5 separate regions of the Homo sapiens genome follow, and regions 2, 3, 4 and 5 are each linked to region 1. A link is a contact called in ENCODE Hi-C or POLR2A ChIA-PET data. All regions are on one chromosome and are shown on one strand. Each heading gives the region's core, a stretch centred on a gene start or an enhancer-like site at or near the end of the contact. The rest is flanking DNA. Distances are from core to core; before and after follow the strand shown. Region 1 holds the start of BRWD3 (bromodomain and WD repeat domain containing 3). Region 2 holds the start of ATP7A (ATPase copper transporting alpha). Region 3 holds the start of PGK1 (phosphoglycerate kinase 1). Region 4 holds the start of CYSLTR1 (cysteinyl leukotriene receptor 1). Region 5 has its middle 130 kb from the start of POU3F4.

Region 1 (2,754 bases), core at 50-2,549:
ATCTAAGCGGCGCGGAATCAGCTGGGGGCCGGACGAAAAGAAAGGGGGAAGCGGAGGCAAATGATGAAGGAAAAGCCTCCGCTCCCCATCAACTGGACCCAACCTGTGTCCCAGTCCTCAACACTTTACCGTCTTTATTTCTCTCGGCCTGATAGCTATTGGCTCAGAGCTAGACAAGTATATGGGGGGGGGGGGGAAGGGGGGTCGAGAAGGAAATCCTGAAAAACTGCCTCCCACAAGCATAAAGCGGGGACGAGTTAAGACCCCAGCGTTGTCTGCCCCTTTTGAGGGAAGAAGCCAATTCACCCCGGTGACAACAGCTACGGGTACCCAGATCGAAGCCTCTATCCCAGCCCGTCTTCCGCCCCTGACTTGCCCTCCCCTTCCTCCAGTCTCACCTCAACCCTCCCCACCCTTCCCGAAGGGGCTCCGTACCTGATGCTCCTCGAGCTCCTGCACTAGCACCTGAGCAAAAGGGAAACACAGATATGAGGAGCAGCTCGGGCCATCAACCCATTCCTCCCTCCACACTTAAAGCCCAGCCGCTGACCGTTTGACTAGTCAAGGCCGGCCTTTCCCTCACCCTCAACGGAACTGCTCGTCCCGCTGCCTCGATTTCCCCACTGGGACCATTCACCACGACTCCCAGATCTCTTTCTTCCCCTTACCTGAGCGGATTTGTTGCAGGGTCCAGACTGCAAGAACCTAGCGATCAGGTAATACAGCTCTGGGGAAGAGGGGGGAAAAGAGGTTCAGAGGGAGGTAGAGAAGAGAAATAGAAGCTTTTTCAAAAGAAACTGACAGCCTTCGCGCTAAGCCCCCATTCCCTTAGCACCCCCCCACCCCCCGACACAGCTACCCACCGGCTTCGATCTGGGTAGGTGCTGCCGCCATCCTTTTCCCGAGGGGGTTTGGGGGCTTCGCTCCGGAGGGGCTGGCGGGGGCGGGTGGGGGCGCTGCCTCTATTGTGGTGAAGCCCCCATGCCCGGGAGTCCCGCCGCTTCCGCCGCACTCCTCGTCCTAGTTTCGCTCTCTCTCGAATTCATCGCATCACGTTTCGACCCATAGATATTCTAGCCCAAGAGCTGAGGAGGCGGAGGAGGAAGGAGAGGAGAGGGAGAGGGAGAGAGAGAGTGAGTGAGTGAGAGAGAGAGAGAGAAGAGAGAGAGAGAGAGAGGAAAAAGAGAGAGAGAGAGAGAGAGAGAGAGAGAGAGAGAGAGAGAGAGACGCGGGGGGTGGGGGGGCGGAGAGAGAGAGAGAGAGAGAGATAGACGGAGCGAGAAGAGGGAGGAGCCGAAGTGGCGAAGAGGTGGGCGGGGGCAAAGGGGGTGGAGAGAGGGGAGGGTAAAAATGGTGATAGGGTTTTGCAGCGCTCATAGTTCCCCGCTAGAGGCACTAATACAGCAGCTGAGCCTAGACTCTCCCGGAGCCCGATGGTTGCTTAGCTACAGCTCTGGGAAGGAGGGGGAGGTGCTAACTGACGGCCGACGCTCTGGCAGCCGCCTTGGAACTCTGTGGTGGCATTCGCGTCTGCGAGCTCCGGAGTGACTTTCCCTTCCTGTGAAGGCAATCCGGCCCTTTCCGGTGGAGGACCCTTCCCCCTGGGTTGATCTTGAGGAACTTAAGAGACGGTGTTTTGACTCGACTCCTTTCCCCTTTTTCCTCCCGGTACCAAAGCGGTTTTGTTTGCTGTTTATACTCTACCCCGTGGAAAGGCGGCTAGCTGGCTAAAGGGTTTTATGCCTGGGGGAGGATGAGTCGCTATTTGGTCGTGACTTGTTTCTGTTTAAAATTATTATTATTTACCAAATGAAAATGTTGTACTTACCAGTCCAAAGTGCGGGGCTTATATTGTTAGAAGACCACTTAAAATGCTCCTGGATTCTGACAAATATTGCATGAGAAATTTGCAATCAGCCGTGAAGCATGTTTCCCCTTCTGAAAGTTTAACACGTGCCGTATCTACGGCTGGGATCTAACACATCCCATTCCTACAGGGTAATTTCCTATTGTGTTTTCAAATACTACTAAAGTACTTTAACCAAGAGTTTTCAATAATCTTTATGTATTATTGCCTATCTCTATGCAAGGTATCAATAGTTTTCTACAGGTTCGGGACTACACTGTTTAATATATAACCCCAACCCTTGGTACCGCACTGACCTTCAGTATTTGGTTGCTGAAATCTTCAATGATGAAAGGGGTTGGTATGATAATTGACACAGATTAGTAAACCGGGTCCTTTTCTTCCCTACTTTCCCGTAACATCCTGTCCCCACCCCACTCCCTCACCTAAACCTGATGAGACCAGAAATGCATTTTAAGTTGCATGTATTATTTACATTGAAATATTACAATTTGAAGGTTCATCTAAATTTAAGGCTATATTCTTGGGAATTGGGTTTCCTCACTCAGCTCTGCCACTGACCACAGTGGGCCTTGAATTTCTAAGTTGACATAAACTTAGCCTAGGTTGATTAGCTCTCACTTGTAATTTTTTTTTTTCCTCAGAAAGCAATAACCACAGGAGGTAATTGTGAAGTGATAGGCTTATCTTTGGTTGTTATTGCCATGGAACTTGACAAAACAAATATGAATAATTGATACAACAAAATGATATAAAAAGATACATGAGACCTAGACAACTCATTGCAAGTAGTTTAGCAAAATACCAGACTGAATAATTTTATAGTTGAAGTATAATGTACAGGTTGAGTATTCTTTATCCAAAGTGCTTGGGACCAGAAATGTTTT
Region 2 (2,700 bases), core at 100-2,599, 2.9 Mb before region 1:
GACAACAGCTAGGATGGAAATTATTTCAACACTTAAATATGCTTACTTTGTGCCGGACGCTGTTCTAAGTCTTTTACAAATATTTACTTGATATTTGTATTTTGTGTACTATTTTGATTTCTGCAACATTATTAGGCTTCATACTCTTCTGTGGGAACTGGGTTCAAATGGTTCCAGATGAAAATACAAATAGTCCTGTGATTAGTTTTGTTCTACATCTTATGACAGATACTTCATGAAAGGAAATATGAAAAGGCCACATCTTGCTTTGAAATAAGTGAGATGGAGCCTCTCCCTCTTTTTACTGTTAATGTTCATAGTTTTAAAAATCCTAGAATTTTGCTGCTTTTCAAAATGTTAAGTTGGAAAGCAAGAATAAAATGACCCTTTTTTCAAATGTTTTCTGTACCATTTATTGCATTGTTTACATTTTATGCATCTCATTTCTAAATGAACTCATGGTAACAGAGACTGTAACACTTTTGCATCACCGGAATCTTCTAGGTGTGTAAAATGATGGACGAGTGAATGAATAAATGGGGGAGTGGTTCAGAGCTTGGAATGGCGCTATGAAGGTGGTGAAGTGACGTCCCTACCCCCTCAACACACATATAAAAATTATGAATTTATAAACATTTTCCTCTTGATGTAATTTTTCAATGGAGGGAAGAGGATAAATTCATAGTTCTGGCACTTACATCTGGAATTAGGCTACACAGTCTACGGGAAGCAAGTTAACACAGTCTAACAGATGCACGTGAATTTCATGCTGGGCGAAGATGAACTATGTGGAAGATGACTTATAAGGAGCTTTTATGTTACATCTTGGCAGTTAACACAGTCTAACTGATGCACGTGAATTTCATGCTGGGCGAAGATGAACTATGTGGAAGATGACTTATAAGGAGCTTTTATGTTACATCTTGGCAGTTAACACAGTCTAACAGATGCACGTGAATTTCATGCTAGGCAAAGATGAACTATGTGGAAGATGACTTATAAGGATCTTTTATGTTACATCTTGGCCTGAGGTTAGGAAACTAAAGATGACAAAGGCACTGTTTTAGTATGGGTTTTCTGGTTTCGCTTTTGTCGTGGGGGCGGGGTGGGATAGTGGACTCGTACCCTAACAAAGACCCACTCGAGGCTGCGTGTCGGCCCGGGGGCAGCAGGGGGCAGGAGAAGCTGGCTCTAGACCACGCGTTCCTTTTCACGTGACCAGTCGCTCTCTTTCCCGTGGCGGCCCTGCTTCCGGCAGGGGCATCACCCGGAAGTGGGGGTAGTCGAGGGAGGGAGGGGTAAAGGCGGCTGGCCGCCGCGGCGGGGGGTGGGAAAAGAGAAGCAGAGGGAGGAGTTGTTGCTGCCGCCGCCGCAGCCGCAGCTACTGTGACTTCTCCGATTGTGTGAGCTTTGTTGGAGCCTGCGTACGTGGATTTATCGCTGCCACGGTCTGCGTAGCTCCAGAGGTTTAACCATAGGATAGAGAAACCAGGTAAGTCCTACATTGGCTTCCCGTCGTCCTTTCTCCTGGAGGGGGTCTTCTGTGCTGTCAGTTTGTACTACGAGTGTGGTGAGAAGGTCATGTTAGTCTGGGGCAGTCTCGAAAGTTTCACTTATTCACAATTCAGGTATTAACTACATTTATGTTTTACCTCCCCTAACAGGGGATAGAGGAGGGGAAATTAAATCCTGACCTGTGTCACTTTCTTGTACCCTCTTGGAGAGAATGTCCTGATCATCCATGGCCTACGTTACCCAATTAATTGAGGGTACAAGAAAGTTTGTGTTTGGCATTGAAAGTCACATGGACTGGGGTCTTTGCTTAGTGACACCTCTTTATACTTTGGAAGCTAAGGTTACTAAAATGACCATAATTGATGAAATAATAATTGAAAAATAGATATTTGGCTTCTTGTCTTGCTCTGGGAGCGTAAGGTAAACTGAGAGAACTCTTGTTTCCACTTAGTTTTGTTCATTGTGCCCCCTTTCCAGTAAAGTTACTGTCCATTGTCCGACCCTGTGGCATCTTATCTTTGACACTTTTCTTCGTTGTAGACGTTGAGATTATCTTAAGCACAAACACTTATCGTTTCACAATTCAGCGTTTGTCCAGGATCTGATCTTTATTTTAATCACAGACTCTTTATCTACAATAGTATGGCTTTGTATTGAGAATATGTGCAGAACATTGAATTAGATGATACTGAGGTTATTAATTTTTTTTTTTTTTTGCCGGGTGCGGGGGGGTGGTGGGGAGGGGGTGATGCACAAGAAATAAGACAGAGTTCCTGGCCTCAAAAGAGTTTACTTACAGTAGGCTGGGCGCAGTGTCTGACACACCTGTAATACCAACACTTTGGGAGGCCGAGGAGGGTGGATCACCTGAGGTCAGGAGATCGAGACCAGCCTGGCCATCATGGCGAAACCCTGTCTTTACTAAAAATACAAAAATTAGCTGGGCGTGGTGGCGGGCGCCTGTAATCCCAGCTAGTCGGGAGACTGAGGCAAGAGGATCGCTTGAACCTGGGAGGCGGATGTTGCAGTGAGCCGAGATCGTGCCACTGCACTCCAGCCTGGGCTACAAGAGCGAAACTGTCTCCAAAAAAGAAGAAAGAAAAATAAACAGTTTACATACAATTGAGTCCGAATTGAGTCAGTTGAATTCAGCTATGAAGACAACGGTTTCTAGCAGCCCCACTG
Region 3 (2,700 bases), core at 194-2,693, 2.7 Mb before region 1:
CTGGGAATAACATCACCATTGCAAATCCTAAGATCAGTGCTTGAGATATTTTGCAGACCCTGCATTCTCATGCAGCAGAGGACACCACCCAGACTGATAATCTGGCTCAACTAGCTCCACGATCCCACCCAGGAAGAACTCGCAAGAACTCACTTCGACCCCGTGATTTAATCTTCATCCCGACCAACTAGCACTCCCCACTTTCCGAACCCATACCTGCCAAATTATCCTTAAAAACTCTGATTCCAGAATGCTCAGGGAGACTGATTTGAGTGATAATGAAACTCTGGTCTCCCGCACAGCGCTCAGCGTGAATTATTCTTTCGCCATTGCAATTCCCGTCTTCATAAATCAGCTCTGTCTAGGCAGCGGACAAGGTGAACCCATTGGGCGGTTACACTTTCGTTTTCAATACATCTCTGCTTTTATTGCTTCATTCTTTCTTTGCTTTGTGCATTTCGTCCAGTTCTTAGTTCAAGACGCTAAGAACTTGGACACCCTCCACGGGTAACAGGACTACAGGTGCCCGCCACCACGTCTAGCTAATTTTTTGTATTTTTAGTAGAGATGGGGTTTTGCTATGTTGCTCAGGCTGGTCTCGAACCACTGGGCTCAAGCAATCTGCCGGCCTTGGCCTCCCAAAGTGCCGGGATTAAAGGCGTGAGCCACCGCGCCTGGCCCACTAAACTTCTCTGTGCATCAGTTATTTCATTTGCCTAATGAGGATAACAGTAGTCACTACTGCGTTTTGTGAGCGTTGGTTAATATATGAAAAATGCCACGTGTTTGCCATTAGCATCAATCATGCCATAACCAGAAAAATTACATTGCATTTTTTATTTTAAAAAAGGTGGGGGCCAGAGTGGACCTGGGCCTCTTCCAACTTCTGAGAGGTCTCTATTACTAAGTAAGCCTTAAGAAGCAGAATTCCATGAAGGGAGCTAGGAAACCAGGATTTTCCAAAAGGAGGTGGCATTTGCATTGATCCTGGTAGGGCAGCCTCGAATTCCACGGGGTTGGGGTTGCGCCTTTTCCAAGGCAGCCCTGGGTTTGCGCAGGGACGCGGCTGCTCTGGGCGTGGTTCCGGGAAACGCAGCGGCGCCGACCCTGGGTCTCGCACATTCTTCACGTCCGTTCGCAGCGTCACCCGGATCTTCGCCGCTACCCTTGTGGGCCCCCCGGCGACGCTTCCTGCTCCGCCCCTAAGTCGGGAAGGTTCCTTGCGGTTCGCGGCGTGCCGGACGTGACAAACGGAAGCCGCACGTCTCACTAGTACCCTCGCAGACGGACAGCGCCAGGGAGCAATGGCAGCGCGCCGACCGCGATGGGCTGTGGCCAATAGCGGCTGCTCAGCAGGGCGCGCCGAGAGCAGCGGCCGGGAAGGGGCGGTGCGGGAGGCGGGGTGTGGGGCGGTAGTGTGGGCCCTGTTCCTGCCCGCGCGGTGTTCCGCATTCTGCAAGCCTCCGGAGCGCACGTCGGCAGTCGGCTCCCTCGTTGACCGAATCACCGACCTCTCTCCCCAGCTGTATTTCCAAAATGTCGCTTTCTAACAAGCTGACGCTGGACAAGCTGGACGTTAAAGGGAAGCGGGTCGTTATGAGGTAATTCTGCACGTTTGCCCGCGTGCTCTCTGTGCTCTGTCGCAAACCTCTTTGGCCGGAGCCGACTTGTTCTCTCGTCTGCTCTAAGTTCTTTTAGCTTTTGGCTGGGCCCCAGGGGTCCTAGGCTTGGAGGGCGAGGCTGCTCACGGGTTTGGTGGTTTCTAGCCGCATTTTCCCCAGCCCAGAAAGCACCCGAAGTCACCCTTCGGGGATGGATCCCACTGAGGAAGGGCTGAGATTGCCGCTGGGACCCATTTTGTCCTTTTTCCTATTGGTGAAATGCAGTTCCGTTGCCTCCAGCTCCCAGTCGGCGAGATGGGACTTAATGCTTATCCTGCAAATCTCTAGGCTTCAAGGAAGGGACCTTGAAAGGTCATTTTACTTTCCCTTCCCCCACGCTCCTAGACCGTCGCAGCCAAATGAGAAACGGCCCACATCTCACAGGTTCCTGCACAAAAGGATATTTTTCCAAGAGGATGTTGATTTAACTTCAGGAGTAGACCCCCCCGCCCCCCGCCACTAAAGAATTGGGGTGGGAGGGTAGGGCGGGGCGAACTGGAGGAGGCCCTGCAGAGCTTACGTAACAGGCGTCTGCTGCCCTGCAGCGCGGTATCGTTGGACTCTTGGGCACAGGATTTGCATCAGGATTGTGACATACTAGGTAATGGTAGAGCAGGGTGTGGCTGCTCATACTTGCTGGCCTCCAATCTCATCCCCACGTGTGGCTAGAAAAGTAGAATTTTAAAATTGGGGGAAGTTTCCTCGTGCACTTTGGGTCTCTTACTCTGCGCATGTGGATCTCTAGTCACTTGCCAACACGGTTTCTCTCTTATCTGCCAGAATTGTTGGTAGAGTGGGCAGCTTTTACATTTATCCTTTTTGTCACGTGTGATATATTTGTGCATACCAGGAGCAAGGTGCAGGAGGATGAGTCGGTATGTAACTGATGGACTTGACTGTTCATATACCTTAACAGGATCCAAGAGTGGTGTTTTTGAGGGGTCATAAAGGTTTCTGTTGATAGCATTTTGCAACCTTGACCTTTTTGGGAAGTGGTTGATTGATGGGTAGGTATTTATTTGGCTGGTGTAATCTAGCC
Region 4 (2,773 bases), core at 68-2,567, 2.5 Mb before region 1:
TAATGTATTTTAAATGTAATACAGTCCTTTGTATTTTATAATGCATTGTAAAAATATAAATATTTTTGTTTTTAAAACAGTGTACAATCTAGTCCAGATTTAGTTACAATTTCTTTTAAAATAATCATTTGTTAGACATATGGTATCATAGTTTCTCTCTAGGTTTCAAAATAATCAGAATACTGGAAAGCAGAACCACTGAATTCAGTAGGTGGAACTTACAAACCCATTTGTTTCCTCTTGAAAACAGCCTTTTTTGTCGCTAAGTAGAAAAATGTTCCTGGCTAAAGATTTTATTAAAATGTATGAATCTTTGGCTCTGTGTAAACTTAGTCTACACCAGATGTGTCTGAGTTACTAAATAGATCATGCAATTTTCTTCTATTCATTTATAGTTGAGAGAGCTTTATTTTTACAGTCTCTGGCCAGAACTGGCCATTTTCTAGTTGTACGGTGTGTTTCAAGAAAATTTTTTAGCCTCTCTGAGTCAATTTTCTCATTCATAAACATGGACAGTAACACCTACCTTGTCTAAATTATAGGATGTTGAAAGGTTCAGGTGGGATAACAAATGTGAAACTACCTTGTGAAAATTTTACTCTCCACTGGTTTACCTTCAGTAATTACTACATATTTATTTTCCATATTGAAGGAAAATGTCACTACATTAGAGAAACTCCACTGAACCCTCAAAATGGGGATTTGAAAATGTATCTTACATTTCTGGCTTAAATTACAAAGGCACAGGAGGTTTGCGGAGTGTGTCTCCTCTGTATTTTGCCACGTTGAGCCCTAGCAGAAGCACTGAGCAATATTTGTTGACAGACTGATCATATTATCAGATTTCTGGCTAAGAAATAAAGCAGAAAGAATTCATACTAGCACCCAAACTTAAAGCAGGCAAGGCAGATAACTTATCCCCAAACTCCTGGGAATTTGCTAAAATTTACCATCAGCAACATTTTACTACATACTGTTCTGGTCTTAGTACTGAATACTGAGTCTCCTTACCTGCTAACTTCAAGGTCCACAGTTTACTGTCCTTTTGCGTTTGTTCTCAGAAGCAAGCTCCAAGTCTTCAGTAAATTCGATCTACCAGTCCTTGCAATTAATCCTTGTTGGCGAGCTGCACAGTATCTTGATACCCTGTAGGGTCGTAAAAGCACAGTCCATTCACAGAGTGCCTGCTCTATAGGCAAGCTTCTTTGCAAAGATGGGTTGCTGCTATTTTTAAGAGGGGAGAGAGCAGGGCACATTTGCTAGCCAATATATACAGATATACAGATTCTTCTTCCTCTTTCAGATTAGCCTTCAAACTGTTAAAGCACTCCCGGAGTCTGACTTCTCTGGTGCAAAGTGGGGGAGGGGAAGGGTCAAAGAGGAAGGAAGAATAGAAACTGGAGACTTGCAGGTTGCGTGTATGTATAAATAAACTTTTCTTCCTAGCTTCAGGAATAGAATTCTCAGGAAATTATTCAGCTGCTCTAAGATGGGAAGCAGGGACGAGTGTTCTCTCTTCAGCTTAGTTCTCTGTGATTTCTGTGACTGTGAGGTCATTAGACTATTTGTAGGTGGGGAAAGATAATCCTGCCAGTATATGCTAATATAACTGGCATTATGTGAAACTTGATCTTAAGTAACATAAATTTCATCTCTCCGTTTCTCTCTCTCTCTCCTTAATGACACTTGTGGCTCTATCCACATTCTAAAAAGCCTTTTCCTTTCTGGTTCCTTTTTGAGCTTTGTTTCCTGAAATCTTCATAACAATAAATTGCCTCCATTGGATTAAAACTGTTGTTTTCTTTTTTTGTCCCACTGAAGATGATCTGGAATGACTGGGCTTGCTGTCAATGGTCCTGTGTTGGAAATTTGGGGGATCAGGCAAGTGTTCTTGGCCTTTGGCTAGGCTCTGAGGTGTTAGAGCTGTGGGGTGCTCAATATGGCTTCTGGAGAAAAGGGACATAGCAGTCTGGTATGTGCTGATTGAAGCCTGGGGCAGCACTTTGATGTTAAAAACCAAATTGGTAAGATCATGATGTGAATTTGTTACATCAATTATCTTGAGTTATATTAAGAAGATTCTATATGGAGATGGGCATAAATATGTTGATGTTAACACTTTGTAAACATGCCCCATAACTAACAACTAGTTTTAGGTACTTGTAAAATATGAGCCCAGCAGTAGCCTTCTGGCTTGCTACCTGCTGTAGGAACAAAGTCATTTACTCAAATTTTGTATCTTTAGGTACAAGAATTACCTCACAACCAACCTGGGACAATCGCTTTAAGGCCCTTGAATCTTTATCTCTTTTCACAGAGTTCTGGATTGTGGTGGTGATGGTGATAGTTGGAGGAAAAGGCTATCCAACCACATTTGAAGGGATGTTAACATTTGGATTCAAGACTAGACTTTCTAATCCTCTCCTAGGGAGTTTTAGTAACTAAACTGACATTCAAACTAGTATTTCTTCAACTGAGTTTGGATCCCCAAATATCTACAGGAAAATTTATAAGTGAGACACAGAGTGAATTATCACTTTTCCTCCAGTCTGAAATGTTACAGCCATTTTGAGCTACAGTGGAAGGGCAATTCATACTCAGGAAATGAAGAAAAGAGAAAGGAGCTAGATCCTTTGTGGGGATAAGAGAGATCAGATTGTTACTGTGTCTATGTAGAAAAGGAAGACACAAGAAATTCCATTTTGATCTGTACCAGGAAAAATTGTTTCTGCTTTGATACCATACCCCAGCACAACACCCGTAAAGGGTCTCT
Region 5 (2,747 bases), core at 59-2,558, 2.8 Mb after region 1:
TAGTGATGTTGGGCATTTTTTTCACATGCTTGTTGGCTGTGTGTGTGTGTCTTCTTTTGGGAAGTGTTTGTTAATTTCCTTTGTCCTCTTTTTAATGGGGTTGCATGGTTTTTGCTTGCTAATCTGTTTAAGTTCCTTATAGATTCTGCATATTAGACTTTTGTCAGAGGAATATTATGCAAGTATTTTCTCCCATTCTGTATGTTGTCTGTTTACTTTGTTGATGACTTTTTTTTTTTGCTGTGCAGAAGCTGTTTAGTTTAATTATGTCCTATTTGTCAATTTTTTTTTTGCAATTGTTTTTAGCATCTTCATCATGAAATCTTTGCCAGGTCCTATGTCCAGAATAGTATACCACAGGTTTTCTTCAAGGGTTTTTGTAATTTTAGATTTTACATTAAAGTCTTTCATATATCTTTAGTTAATTTTTTAAATGGTGTAAGAAAGTAGTCCTGTTTCAATCTTCTGCATATGGCTAGCCAGTTATCCCAGCATCGTTTATTGAATAGGGAATCCTTTATCCATTGCTTGTTATTGTTGACTTTGTTGAATATCAGATTGTTGCAGTTGTGTGGCTTTATTTCTGGCCTTTTTTGTTCCATTGGTTTATGTGTTTGTTTATGTATGAGTATCATGCTATTTTAGTTACTGTAGCCTTGTAACATGGTTTGAAGTCAGGTAATGTAATGTTTTAGGTTTGTTTTTTTTTCTTAGGAATGCTTTGGCTCTTCAAGCTCTTTTTGGGTCCTGTATGAATTTTAGCATAATTTTCTCTAATTCTGTGAAGAAAGTCATTGGGAGTTTGATAGGAATAGCATTGAATCTGTAAATTTCTTTGGGCAGTATGGCAATTTTAACAATATTAATTCTTACTATCCATGAGGATGGATTGTAGGGACCAGCCCTACAGGGTCTGTGGGTTTTTCTACTCTTGTGCGGAAATGAGAGATTGTAGAAATAAAGACACAAGACAAAGAGATAGAAGAAAAGACAGCTGGGCCTGGGGGACCACTACCACCAAGACACGGAGACCAGTAGTGGCCCCGAATGCCTGACTGCACTGCTATTTATTGTATACAAGGCCAAAGGGGCAGGGTAAGGAGTGTGAGTCATCTCCAATGATTGGTAAGGTCACGTGAGTCATGTGTCCACCAGACAGGGGGCCTTTCCCTTTTAGGTAGCTGAGGCTGAGAGAGAGAGGACAGCCTACGTCATTATTTCTTCTATGCTCTTCTCAGAAAGATTGAAGACTTAAATACTTTCACTAATTCTGCTACTGCTATCTAGAGGGCGGAGCCAGGTGTACAGAATGGAACATGAAAGTGAAACAGGAGTGTGACCGCTGAAGCACAGCATCACAGAGAGACGGTTAGGCCTCCAGATGGCTGTGGGTGGGCATGACTGACGTCAAGCCTTCCACAAGAGGTGGTGGAGCAGAGTCTTCTCTAACTCTCCTGGGGAGGTCTGCTAAGTAATGAGTGCCTTCCCTAGGCACTGACGCTACTGCTAGACCAAGATCAGCTAAGTAACGGTTGCCTTCCCAGGCACTGGCGTTACCGCTATACCAAGGAGCCCTCTAGCGGCCCTGTTCGGGCATGACAGAGGGCTCACACGTCTTCTGGTCACTTCTCACCTTGCCCCTTCAGCTCCTATCTCTTTATGGCCTGGTTTTTCCTAGGTTATAATTGTAGAGAAAAGATTATTATAATATTGGAATAAAGGGTAATGCTATAAACTGATGATTAATAATGTTCATATATCATCATATCTATCTATAATCTATTTCTAGTATAACTATTCTTATTTTATATATTTTCTTTATTATATTGGAACAGCTTGTGTCCTCGGTCTCTTGCCTTGGCACCTGGGTGGCTTGCTGCCCACAATGGACTATTTTTCCACTTCTTTGTGTCATCTTTAATTTCTTTCAACAGTATTTTGTAATTATTTTCACGGAGATCTTTCATCTCCCTGGTTAACTGTATTGAGTAGGAGTGGCTAGAGTGGGTATCCTTGTCTTGTTCCATAAATTCTCAATGTTTTTGTAAAATGAAAATAATAACATGTATCTCATAAAGGCGTTTTGAAGGTTAAATATAAAGTACCTACAATAGTACCTAATACACAATGTACGACCATTATTAATGTTACTGGGAGAGGAGATGATTAACAGCTTATTGCAACCAGGCAAGATACAAATGATTCCATATTCAGACAAACACATCTATAATTATTAAATAAAGCTTCTGGTCTAGAGTAGAGTTTATATGCTGGAAATCTTCTCAGGGGCATTATTACAATGAGGATCTGAAGAATGCATTCCAGAAAATTCTAAAAATGTCTAAACCACTTCAACTCTTTGCAGTTCTCCCAACCCCAAAGATCAAGGCAAACCAACTCCTGGCAACCCAGTGTTCGTATTGTGCTTTCTGCAGGGTGTAACTGAAGAGAAGTAAAAAATGTCAGTGTGTGTTGAAAGATTACCTGGGGCTCACCAAGTTGCTTAGTATTCTCTCACCTATATTATCGCTTTCAGGAATGTTCTTAGATAAAGATGTAACCAAATTTTTTCCTATCTTTGTTGTCTATCTTCAACCTACTCCTAAATGTTCCCTCCCTCATCCCTTCAGCTGAAAGATGCACTACTAATTTGGGTGGTTGCTAATTAAGATCTTAAACTGTGATCCCCTCTCCTGGAGTATGTGAGTTTTCACAGTGTACAAAAAAAGATACATACACACACACAT

The links. A loop is a pair of places that touch in the nucleus more often than their neighbours do. ChIA-PET counts read pairs that join two places held with the same protein, here RNA polymerase II (POLR2A). Pooled maps may share reads with other maps.
Region 2: a map of naive thymus-derived CD4-positive, alpha-beta T cell shows a loop between it and region 1 (15-fold over the local background). The contact joins the promoter of ATP7A here to the promoter of BRWD3 in region 1. A Hi-C loop is called at or near these places in 1 of 168 maps with a recorded cell type or tissue (naive thymus-derived CD4-positive, alpha-beta T cell) and 6 of 50 pooled maps. POLR2A ChIA-PET finds 5 or more read pairs at or near these places in 1 of 52 experiments (activated B cell).
Region 3: a map of CD8-positive, alpha-beta T cell shows a loop between it and region 1 (10-fold over the local background). The contact joins the promoter of PGK1 here to the promoter of BRWD3 in region 1. A Hi-C loop is called at or near these places in 4 of 168 maps with a recorded cell type or tissue (CD4-positive, alpha-beta memory T cell, CD8-positive, alpha-beta T cell, ascending aorta and 1 more) and 13 of 50 pooled maps. POLR2A ChIA-PET finds 5 or more read pairs at or near these places in 1 of 52 experiments (activated B cell).
Region 4: a loop to region 1 is called in a map of naive thymus-derived CD4-positive, alpha-beta T cell, with 7 times the contacts of the local background. The contact joins the promoter of CYSLTR1 here to the promoter of BRWD3 in region 1. A Hi-C loop is called at or near these places in 1 of 168 maps with a recorded cell type or tissue (naive thymus-derived CD4-positive, alpha-beta T cell), 1 of 37 single-sample maps with no recorded cell type and 8 of 50 pooled maps. POLR2A ChIA-PET finds 5 or more read pairs at or near these places in 1 of 52 experiments (activated B cell).
Region 5: a loop to region 1 is called in a map with no recorded cell type, with 17 times the contacts of the local background. The contact joins the enhancer-like site here to the promoter of BRWD3 in region 1. A Hi-C loop is called at or near these places in 5 of 37 single-sample maps with no recorded cell type and 8 of 50 pooled maps.

Annotation. Positions count from the first base shown.
Region 1 is chrX:80,808,578-80,811,331 of GRCh38, forward strand. It overlaps BRWD3 (bromodomain and WD repeat domain containing 3), which reads right to left and starts at 1,300. Exons shown (of 41, transcript NM_153252.5): 1 at 864-1,300; 2 at 669-727; 3 at 436-465; 4 at 1-21. The coding sequence starts at 894. LOC124905202 (a long non-coding RNA gene) reads left to right here and starts at 231. Exons shown (of 2, transcript XR_007068278.1): 1 at 231-716. RefSeq lists an enhancer at 1,535-1,614.
Region 2 is chrX:77,909,344-77,912,043 of GRCh38, forward strand. ATP7A (ATPase copper transporting alpha) reads left to right here and starts at 1,350. Exons shown (of 23, transcript NM_000052.7): 1 at 1,350-1,492.
Region 3 is chrX:78,102,805-78,105,504 of GRCh38, forward strand. It overlaps PGK1 (phosphoglycerate kinase 1), which reads left to right and starts at 1,444. Exons shown (of 11, transcript NM_000291.4): 1 at 1,444-1,601. The coding sequence starts at 1,537. RefSeq lists a silencer at 1,331-1,390.
Region 4 is chrX:78,326,294-78,329,066 of GRCh38, forward strand. CYSLTR1 (cysteinyl leukotriene receptor 1) reads right to left here and starts at 1,318. Exons shown (of 3, transcript NM_006639.4): 1 at 1,012-1,318. RefSeq lists an enhancer at 1,490-1,539.
Region 5 is chrX:83,633,868-83,636,614 of GRCh38, forward strand. No RefSeq gene overlaps it. Among named protein-coding and RNA genes, the nearest start is that of POU3F4, 130 kb to the left of the region's middle. RefSeq lists an enhancer at 1,145-1,494. Within about 2 kb of position 1,309, at least 6 of the 41 ENCODE cell types and tissues checked have a DNase peak (open chromatin) inside an H3K27ac peak, as active enhancers do.